Linked DNA regions of Mus musculus: region 2 is linked to region 1. A link is a contact called in ENCODE Hi-C or POLR2A ChIA-PET data. All regions are on one chromosome and are shown on one strand. Each heading gives the region's core, a stretch centred on a gene start or an enhancer-like site at or near the end of the contact. The rest is flanking DNA. Distances are from core to core; before and after follow the strand shown.

Evidence for each region. A loop is a pair of places that touch in the nucleus more often than their neighbours do. ChIA-PET counts read pairs that join two places held with the same protein, here RNA polymerase II (POLR2A).
Region 2: a loop to region 1 is called in a map of regulatory T cell, with 3 times the contacts of the local background. The contact joins the promoter of Mical1 here to the promoter of Fig4 in region 1. A Hi-C loop is called at or near these places in 4 of 37 maps with a recorded cell type or tissue (T-helper 1 cell, T-helper 17 cell, mouse embryonic stem cell and 1 more). POLR2A ChIA-PET finds 5 or more read pairs at or near these places in 2 of 5 experiments (Patski and embryonic stem cell).

What each region holds. Positions count from the first base shown.
Region 1 is chr10:41,300,431-41,305,019 of GRCm38, reverse strand. It overlaps Fig4 (FIG4 phosphoinositide 5-phosphatase), which reads left to right and starts at 1,779. Exons shown (of 23, transcript NM_133999.1): 1 at 1,779-2,033. The coding sequence starts at 1,968. It overlaps Ak9 (adenylate kinase 9), which reads right to left and starts at 1,086. Exons shown (of 40, transcript NM_001370813.1): 1 at 1,015-1,086.
Region 2 is chr10:41,474,259-41,478,847 of GRCm38, reverse strand. Mical1 (microtubule associated monooxygenase, calponin and LIM domain containing 1) reads right to left here and starts at 2,534. Exons shown (of 24, transcript NM_138315.2): 1 at 2,308-2,534; 2 at 534-838; 3 at 213-420. The coding sequence starts at 791. It overlaps Gm51797 (a long non-coding RNA gene), which reads left to right and starts at 808. Exons shown (of 2, transcript XR_003948996.1): 1 at 808-1,174.

The DNA of each region.
Region 1 (4,589 bases), core at 530-3,029:
GTTGGCGAGTAAACACAACGTCCCTCCCCGCCTGCTCCCCCGAAAGGGAATGGTTCCAAGGTATGTACTCCCCATTTCCCAGTGAGTTTAGCTGACAGAGAAGCTTGTGTGACAATACCCCCTTTTCCAAGAGCCCCTCCCTGCCCAGCTTCTGTTCCTGGGATCACCCTTATAGAAACAACTTGGCACATTTGTTTGTTATCAGTTTGGCTCCTGGGTGATGTAAACTAAGAAAATTCTCAAAGGGAAGTGCTCCATTGTAGTATAAAATAATAATGGAAAACAATATTTGAAAATCAGAACTATTTATTTTTAAAAAGTGACTTTCCTAAACCAAAATGCTCTGCAGATGTTTAGCTTGCATTGGGAAGAGCTGGTTTCCATTGTGAAATGGAAAAGTTAAAAGATGCAGTTCAAGATGGAGATAAGTGGATCTCTGGGGCTTGCTGGCTTAGCCTCTGGCTTACACGCACACGCACGTACCCCCCCACCCCCCCACCAGCATAAAATGCCATAACTGAGACTCCTGCCCTCTTTCTTTCTAGTTTCTCAATAAAAAAGATATATCAAACTGAAACAAAACCAATAATAGATAATAGATAATCATACTCTAAAAACCTTGTAACGTCCTGCCTTGAATCTACAGCAAACTTTAATATCCTCTTCAGCTATTTGTTTGTATTTTAATAATTACCTTTTTCTTTTCAGTATGAGAGCCCTCTAGCGGTGAATTCTGGAATATAGCGAGGGGTCCCTGTGAAACCTAGCACTTCCTGCCTGTGCTACTTTAGCGGCCACTGTTACCCTTTGGGGCAGGCAAGTCTTTAGTCCGCATTTGTGAGATAAATACCTTAGCTAAAAGGAGAACTGGTTTTGAAAAGTCGATTTATGAAGAGATCGTGGTTTAACTTTGCAAGAAAAGCAACTGGTGTGGGGTCCCCGCCGGAAGTGTACTTTCCTGCAACTGATGGCAAAATGCACCCAGAATGTGGACAATTCCCTGCCTCTGCTTACCTGTGGACCGGGGACGCGACAGCAGCTATCTTCTGAGGCTCTACTGAGGCTCTAGGTAGCTGTTAGGCGGTTGCCTTGGAAACCTGTGGGCGGCGTGCAGAGCCTCTTGGAGGGCGGGGCCTCGGGAGGTGGAGCTGTAATTCAAAGTGAATTCTTAAGCCTGTGTTTAAATGTAGTCATAATTATAAAACACCTTTCCCAAAGTGTAGAGGTGACCAACAGAGCGAGTGCATATATTACCTACTTATGCCCAGACAGCAAACGCGAAAACCTTATCTTAACTAGAACTGACTCTTAACAGCAGCGCGCTCGCCCTACACAGCACGGTCCCTTTTAGAATTCAGACCGTTAGCCTCACACATAAAATGTGCAAATACCAAAGGCGCCACATTTATGTAATTAAGAAAGATTTGTGGGCCATACAGCCACAATATTAACTTTATTGACTTTCGTGGAGATAAAATAGGCGACAAAACAGGGGAAAATCACAGGCATCCAGGAGACAGGTTTCGGGAAAATAAAGAGTATATAGGAAGAAACAGACCAATTACAACACGGAGAAACCGCTCCAAAAGGAGAACCCAATCATCTGATTTCTTTTCTTTAAAGGTCAACATAAGTCAGGTTCTTTTTCTTTCTTTCTTTTTTTTTTTTTTGCCTGCCCTTAAGAAAGATGGCACCCTTAGCGTCCGCCCTCAGCAACCCCGTGATCCTGTAGCCCCGCCCCTCCGGTTTGGGCTGGGCTGGTTGGGAGGCGGGGCTGAGGGAATCCGGAAGCAGCCGGCGAGCCCGCTGCTGAACGTTTGGTGTTCTGACACTGTTTTTGTCAGCTGTGTCTGGTGTGCTGGAGGTCTGCGGGGTCTCCTCGCTCTGTCTCCAGGGGGAACCCCGCCGCTGTCACGACCTGGGCCGCGGCCTGGTGCCCTGTGGCGGGGCCGCCATTGGCTGGAGCCATGCCCACGGCCGCTGCCCCCATCATCAGCTCGGTCCAGAAGCTGGTGCTGTATGAGACCAGAGCTGTGAGTACCCACAACGACGGGACGGGGCGGGAGGACTGCGCTGCGGGGATCGGGGCACCCTGTGGGGTCGTCGGGAAGAGGCAGCACCCCGTACTCCCTCCTCTCCTCCCAGCGCCGCTGCAGGCTCGGCCGCCAGGGCCATGCAGTCAAGCACTGGATGGTTTGCAGGTCTGTCTTGCTTAGGAACATGTGGCTGGCTGGAAGAAGTGCGTGCAGACAGGTGCTGTGGCACACAGGAACTGCACACAGCTTCTGAAAGAGTTCCTCTTTTCTGCTTTCCCATAATCTTGAAGTTCTTGAGTCCACTCCTTACAGTAAAGTCAGGGGGTATGAAAAAAAATGTGAACTTGGCCCAGGTAGCTTCTATTTTGCGATTTCATGGTATACTATCACCGTGATTGGTCTTAATCACATGCACTGTTTTGCTGGGATTCGAGGTTCTGTGACCCGGACGCATCTGTTAATAGTTCTCTGGCTTGCAGAGCGGTGCTAATAGAACTTATTTTTTTCTCATTTCTGTGCTTGGGAAACAAAGTTGCTATAGTGTGGTTTATCTGAATCTGGCCTTCACTATGATATTAGGGTGTGAGTATCTCGTTTGGTATATTCAGTGAACTGTGGCTAGTCTTCAATAGGAGAGTAAATAAACTGTCACATGGGAATTTTAGCCCACCGGTAAGCTGAGCATTCTGAGGCCCTGGCTGAGATGCTATTCTTTATAAAACAGAATTTCTTTTCCCACAAGTCTTCAGTGGCACCCATGAAAACTCGGTTGCTGAGGACGACAAACCCTGTTAGAAATTTTATTTAATTTAATTTATTTGTGTGTGTGTGTAGTGCATGTACATGTGTGTGGGTATGTGTGCCCACGTGGAGGAGTTTGGAGGCCAGGGGTTGACCCTAGATGTCTCTCATTAAATCTGGAGCTTCCCATATTGCTAGACTGGCTGGCCAATGAGTGTCCCTCGCCCAGGCTCTACCTGTCTATACGCCGCACCCCCAACCCTGGGGTCAGAGATGTGTTATTGTGTGGGGCTTTCAGTGGGCCCTGGGAATCTTTACCCACTAAACCAAGTTTCCACACCAGTGTTTTATTTTGATGAAATTTAACTTAACTATATGTGTGTGTGTGTGTGAGAGAGAGAGAGAGGGAGAGAGTATAGGATAGTATCAAAATCATAATCTTCCTGTCTTGACCTCCCCAGTGCTAGATTTATAAACATGGGCAAGATTTTCTGACCCTTATTTTCAGTGTGTGTGTGTGTGTGTGTGCTTACTGCTTTTCATGTTCTTTGCTTGTTCCCAGGCCATGATGATATTTTGCTTTGTCTCACTGAAAAGATTCACAGTTTTAGCCTTTATGTTATCATGTTTTATATTAAATTCATTTATAATATAGTTAGGGCTACTATTGCTGTGATGAAACAAATATGACTAAAGAAACTTGGAGCCGGGCGTGGTGGCGCACGCCTTTAATCCCAGCACTCCGGAGGCAGAGGCAGGCGGATTTCTGAGTTCAAGGCCAGCCTGGTCTACAAAGTGAGCTCCAGGACAGCCAGGGCTATACAGAGAAACCCTGTCTCGAAAAACCAAAAAAAAAAAAAAAAAAAAAGAAACTTGGGAAAGAATTTATTCAGCTTATACACCCACATCATTGCCCATTACTGAAGGAAGTCAGGACAGGAACCCAAACAGGGCAGGAACATGGAGGCAGGACTGATGCAGAGGTCATGGATGGGTGATGCTTACTGGCTTGCTCTTCAAGGCTTGCTAAGCCTGCTGTCTTATAGACTCCAGGAGCCATCAGCTCAAGGATAACACCATCCACAGCAGGCTGAGCCCTCCCCCATCTATCACTAGTTAGAAAGTGTCCTACGTCTGGATTTTATGGAGGCATTTTCTCAACTGAGGTTCCTTCCATTCATATGACTCTAGCTTGTGTCAAGTTGATATAAAACTTGCCAGGACAACTAATGCAGGTCTTACGTGACTTACCTATTGCAACAAGTTACCCCCCAGGTTAGTGGATCTAGATAGTAATTTCAGTAGACTGAGAGTCTGATCGGATCTGCCTGAAGGTCTCAGAAGTTACAGTTGAAATGTCACCTGTGGTGCAGTCACCTGGAGGCTTAGATGCCAAGGACCAGCCTCAGCCTGGAGACGGGTTCTGAGAGAAGGGGTGTCTGGAAGCAGTGAAAAGAAGGACAAGAGAAAGTCAGATTGTGGATCCAAGTTGTGTTCTGCTTGATCCAGTTTTCCAGGCTGCTGTGTTCCGCTTTCTCCCTGGAGATCTCTTTGTCTATATTCTAAGAGACCTCTCTGTCCATGCTCTTCTTGCTTGTGTGTGTGTGTCTCCATCCGTCTTTCACTCTGTCTCTCTCTGTATGTGTGTCTATATATTTATCTGTTCTCCAAGCAGTTCTTTTTATCCTAAATTCTCTGGATAGCTCATCTCCTGTAGAACACAAAGTCCAGTCTTATTTTACATAGCAATCCAGTCATTTACTCTAATTCTTAAGAGACAGCAAGCATACATTTTTTTCCCCTAATGTAGCA
Region 2 (4,589 bases), core at 1,285-3,784, 170 kb before region 1:
CTCTGAAAACCTGATAACATTGGAGCTCAGAAACCAGGCAGGGTTACTACTTGGATAAGAAAAACCACTGTCCGTTTTACAGATGTCAGATCCGGTTCTTAAAGGTCTCCTGGTTACAGTGACGCCTGTTCACCCTGGCTTTTGCCTGACCCTGCAGTCTCCCTTCTCTAGACTTGGGCACACCAACCCGAGGGCCAACATGAAGTTCTTACTGATATGGTCCAGGGTGCCAGTACAGAAGCGCCCGTAGAACTTCTTGGCCCCAAGTGCCCGAAGGTCATGGATGGTGAAGGGCCAGAGATGGAGCACATTGTGCCTAGAGAACTTGATACGCTTTTCCACAAGTACCACTCGGGCACCTAACAGTGCCAACTCCACAGCAGCCCGAAGTCCGCAAGGCCCGGCACCTACCACGAGACACTGCAAGCACACACACACACCGGGGTGGGGGGTGGGGGTGGGGGGGTATGTAGCATCCTGTCTCCTTCTGTCTCCCCTGATGCTCACACCACTCCCAGACTCTACATATCTACCTTGGTGTTGGTACAGGCCTGGCCTTGCTGGTACACAGGCTGGCTCGCTCTCTTGTCCAACTTGGCCCACAGTGACTTGGCACTCCAGTAGTTGAGCTGGGCCTTGATCTTGTGGTACTGGGACAATCCCCCACCAGACTCCACTCCCAGGGCTCTACAGAGCCCCTGAAAGCTACTCAGTACATCCTGGCACAGCTGTGCCTGCACAAAGGTCTCAAAGTGGTCATGTGCTGGGTTGGTGGAGGCGGGTGATGCCATGTAGGGCCCCTGTTGACAGCAGGAGCAGCTGGGAGAAAACCCAGTGTCTGTGGGAAAAAAAAGAGAAGGCAAGATTGGAGGGAGGGAAAAGAAAGGGGGAGGAGCCAGCAGCGCAGGCCGTTGTCACAAGGGAGCTCAGGGTCCACCTCTGATTGGTTCTGCTTCCAGTCCACTCCCAGGCCATGATCCACACCCCCGACCCCTTCTGAGACAGCAGCTATCTCTTATAAAGTGAAATTCGCCAAATTTAGAAATGAAAACACAGTAGTCCTGGGCACAAGGATGCTAAGGGAGCCTCCTGTCGACCAGTGTCATGGCAGCTTTCATATGCGATCTCCGAGGCCCAGGGGACAAGAAATTGTAGTGGGCGTTCCCTAGGACCTGTAAGTAGGACACGGGGGAGTTTCTCAGCGGGCTGCCAGGGGTGGGGTGGGGGCGGAGGTTTCCCTTCTTGTAGACAGCAGGAACTAACACCCCAGTTCAACTGCGGCTGCCTCACAGACACACACCCATTTCTTCCTAAGTCTCTGTTCGCCAGCGCCCTTTGGCGAACTTAGTGCCACGCTGGTTGTAGGATGTGCCTCTCCCCAAAGGCAAAGTTCTTTTCCACGTGCTTGCCTCCTGACAAGGGGCAACACTGCCTGTGTAGATTCCACTTCTCAGCCACCCAAACTACCCTCACAAATAGCCTGAGAATGTTGTGACTGTTGTCTGCATGACAGACCTTCTGACTCACTGTGGTCAAAACACTTCCCCTGAGAAGAGATTGCGTCGCTGCTCCAACGGGCTGTGGGAAGGAGTGGGGTTAGCAACCCCTTCCGCAGACCCTCACATCTAATCGACCCCTAGCCTCACTCCCACGGCGTTCCTCTGTGCTCTCCCAGGAATCTCTGGAGACAAGGCCTCTCTTTGTACCCCTTTCCTTCCCTCCAGCCCACACGCAGCTTAAGGGCTCTTGGAGGGCTTTCTCACGCTGCCACCGGAAGAGATGAAGAGTATGGGGGGATGGGTTGCTCTCGGTGGGAGAGGCAACTAGGTGGTGGGGTGGGGGGGTTGTGGGCCGATCTATCATCCCCCAGCAGCCCCTTCATTGCCCGCGTAGTAGGAGGAGGCAAAGGTTGCCCTAGGGGGTCACTAGGACAAGAGTGGATAGATCTTCAGAAAGGACAGGAGTCCCTCTTGGAAGTGGGAGACTGGGGGTTGGAGCGACCTCTGCTAAAGGAAATAAAAGAGGTACCCAGACTGGAAACAAGCACAAAGGATGTGCCATTGGTGGAGCGTCTAAAGGGATGGAGAGCTGGACCTTGAGCAGCGGGGGTGAGAGCTCCCAATACTCTAGACAGCAAAATCTGCACAAAGGCGCTCATCTGGGTAGGGCCGGCAAGAGGACCCGCCAAACCAGCCAGGCGTGGCTCCCTACCCCATTTCCCCGGAAGCGCTCCCCACCCCCTTCCTTATCCTCACCCCCAGCCCAGCGAGCAGGAGGACGCACAGCAGGCATCGCTGGATTACTTACCAGCGTTTCTGGGGCTGGAAGAGCCGCTTCCTGTCGGAAGGGTGTCCCAGGCCTAGGGGCAGAGGAAGGGGTGGCGCAGGGAAAGCAAGAGATGCCTGGTGGCAGAAACCGGGGAGTTCCAAAGAGTTTGGACCGCAGCGCCAGCGCAGAGCACAGAGGAAGACTTACTCCGAACCTCCGTACTCCGCAGTCCTCCTCTGGGGACAGCCTGGGTCCCGCCCACGCCTGCCGGGTGGTGCTGTAGGGCGTGGTTCTGCCTACACCAGGGGCTGCTGGGGGCCTCCAAACGGTCTGGCCAGGCAGGGACAGGGAGAGCAGAGACTTGAGTGACCGTGCCTGAGTCCGCCCCGGTGGTACCCACGCTGTAGGCCACTTCCAAGAGCTGGCCGAGCGGGCGCAGGCCTCCGGCAAGAAGTTTATTGAAGCTGCAAGAACCGAGAGTGGCGCCAGATGTCTGAGCTCTCTTCACCTCTCCCACCGATAAATTCACACCCCTGGCGCCACAGGCGATCCAGTTGCGGGGGTCCATCTCTCCTGGGACAGGTCGGCTGGCTCCCAGGCTCAGGCTAAAGACAAAGCTTAAAGTCCTGGTCCACATCTTTCAACCAGGTACACACACAACCAGGTGTGTGTGTGTGTGTGTGTTTTCAACTAAGAAAAACAGGATGGTAAGGGTATGTGGGAGAGGATAAAACTTCAATGTGCAGAACTAAAGTCAAGACTCAGACAATGCTAGGGAACTTTGGAATCAAATTCTTAGTATTTCCTGTTAAGAAATTGTAGCATGAAAGGAATTGTTCAAAATCAAGCAGCTTTAAAGTTAATAAAACAGCAGTTCTCATTTATTGCATGAGCATTAACAAAACCTATTTTACTGAAATGTCAATGAGGCTTCATGACTGCACATGTTCACCAGCCAGTGGCATGGATGCTATCAGCCCCAGGCCTTTCTGGATCCCAACCTACCACTGTTAAACCACGGGACTGAAATAAGGTTTGACATCATGAGGAAGTAAAATCGCTACCCCAGAAGTGCTTAACCTAGGAAAAAATGGCTACATCTCTCTTCTTGAGGTCCAGGGACCAACAAAAGCCAAGGTCCAGTGGCTATCTTTTTGGGTTTGTGTTTGAATAAATCATTTTGCATTTTGTCCAGATATACTGGGGTACCCAGTAAGTCCTGAGCTCTAAACACACACAGCTGCAGCTGATAAGAAGGCAGAGAGAGAAGCAAGAGGAAATGCCAGCCCTCTGCCAGGAGAGGCCAACAATCCAGCCAGGCCACACACTTTGGAAGCCAGGAAGCCTTTGAGCTGGGCCCACTTGTGTTCCTGAGAGTGACATCATTTTGCTTGGAACAAATTTGCAGAATGTCATACACACCCATACTTAAACACACAGTGTAAAAAATGTTCTAAAAAGCCCAGTAGAGATGGGCTTCCGGCTTTCAGGATCATGCCTCTCCCTTTTATTAGCAGATGGACTACAGCAACTTACTGTGTCTTGTTTACAAAGACCCAGGTTCCCCCAGAGACTTTCAGTTGTAGCCAAACAGGGTTGTGTGGCTCTATGAGCAACAAATTTAAAGGCTGTGAAGGCTGCCTTTTAAAAGGATCACAGAACGAGTTCCTCAGCTCTTAAAAACCTGCTGATTTCCAGCTTTCCTTGCTGCTAGTTAAAGACCCACCTTAGAGCCACAGAGCTTCAGGACTCCAGAAGGTCTGTCTGTCTGTCTGTCTGTCTCTCTGTCAGATTTCTGTACCAGGCCTACTGTGTCTCAAAGTCACCACCAGCACACACACCTCAGTCTCCTGGTCTCTAAATGGAAGCATTTTGAATGACCCAACTTCCTTAGCTAGTTTCAGGTCTGGGGCCTTTTTATTCCGTGTTGCCGATTCTCAGAAATGTACAGAGTAAAACAAGCATTTTTTCCCTTATTAGGATCTTGAGTTATGACCCGAAGTTGTGTATTTATGTGAGCTAAAAGTAGTTGGCCTAGTCATACTGACTATAGTTCATGTTGGATTAAATAAAATAAATGTCCCACACATGAAAATTCAATTTTCAAAGAGCCCCATTCTAATGGGTTTGGAAAACATTACACTAGCAGCCGCTTAGTTTAAAGTCTCGAGGCACTAAGGACAGGATCCTCTTTGTGTGTGTGTGTGTGTGTGTGTGTGTGTGTGTGTGTGTGTGTGTGTCTCAGACCAAGTTCTGTCTTTCTGCAAAGCTATTTTTATTTCCTTATCTTACCTCCTAACCTCTGATCTCCTGGGCGTAGG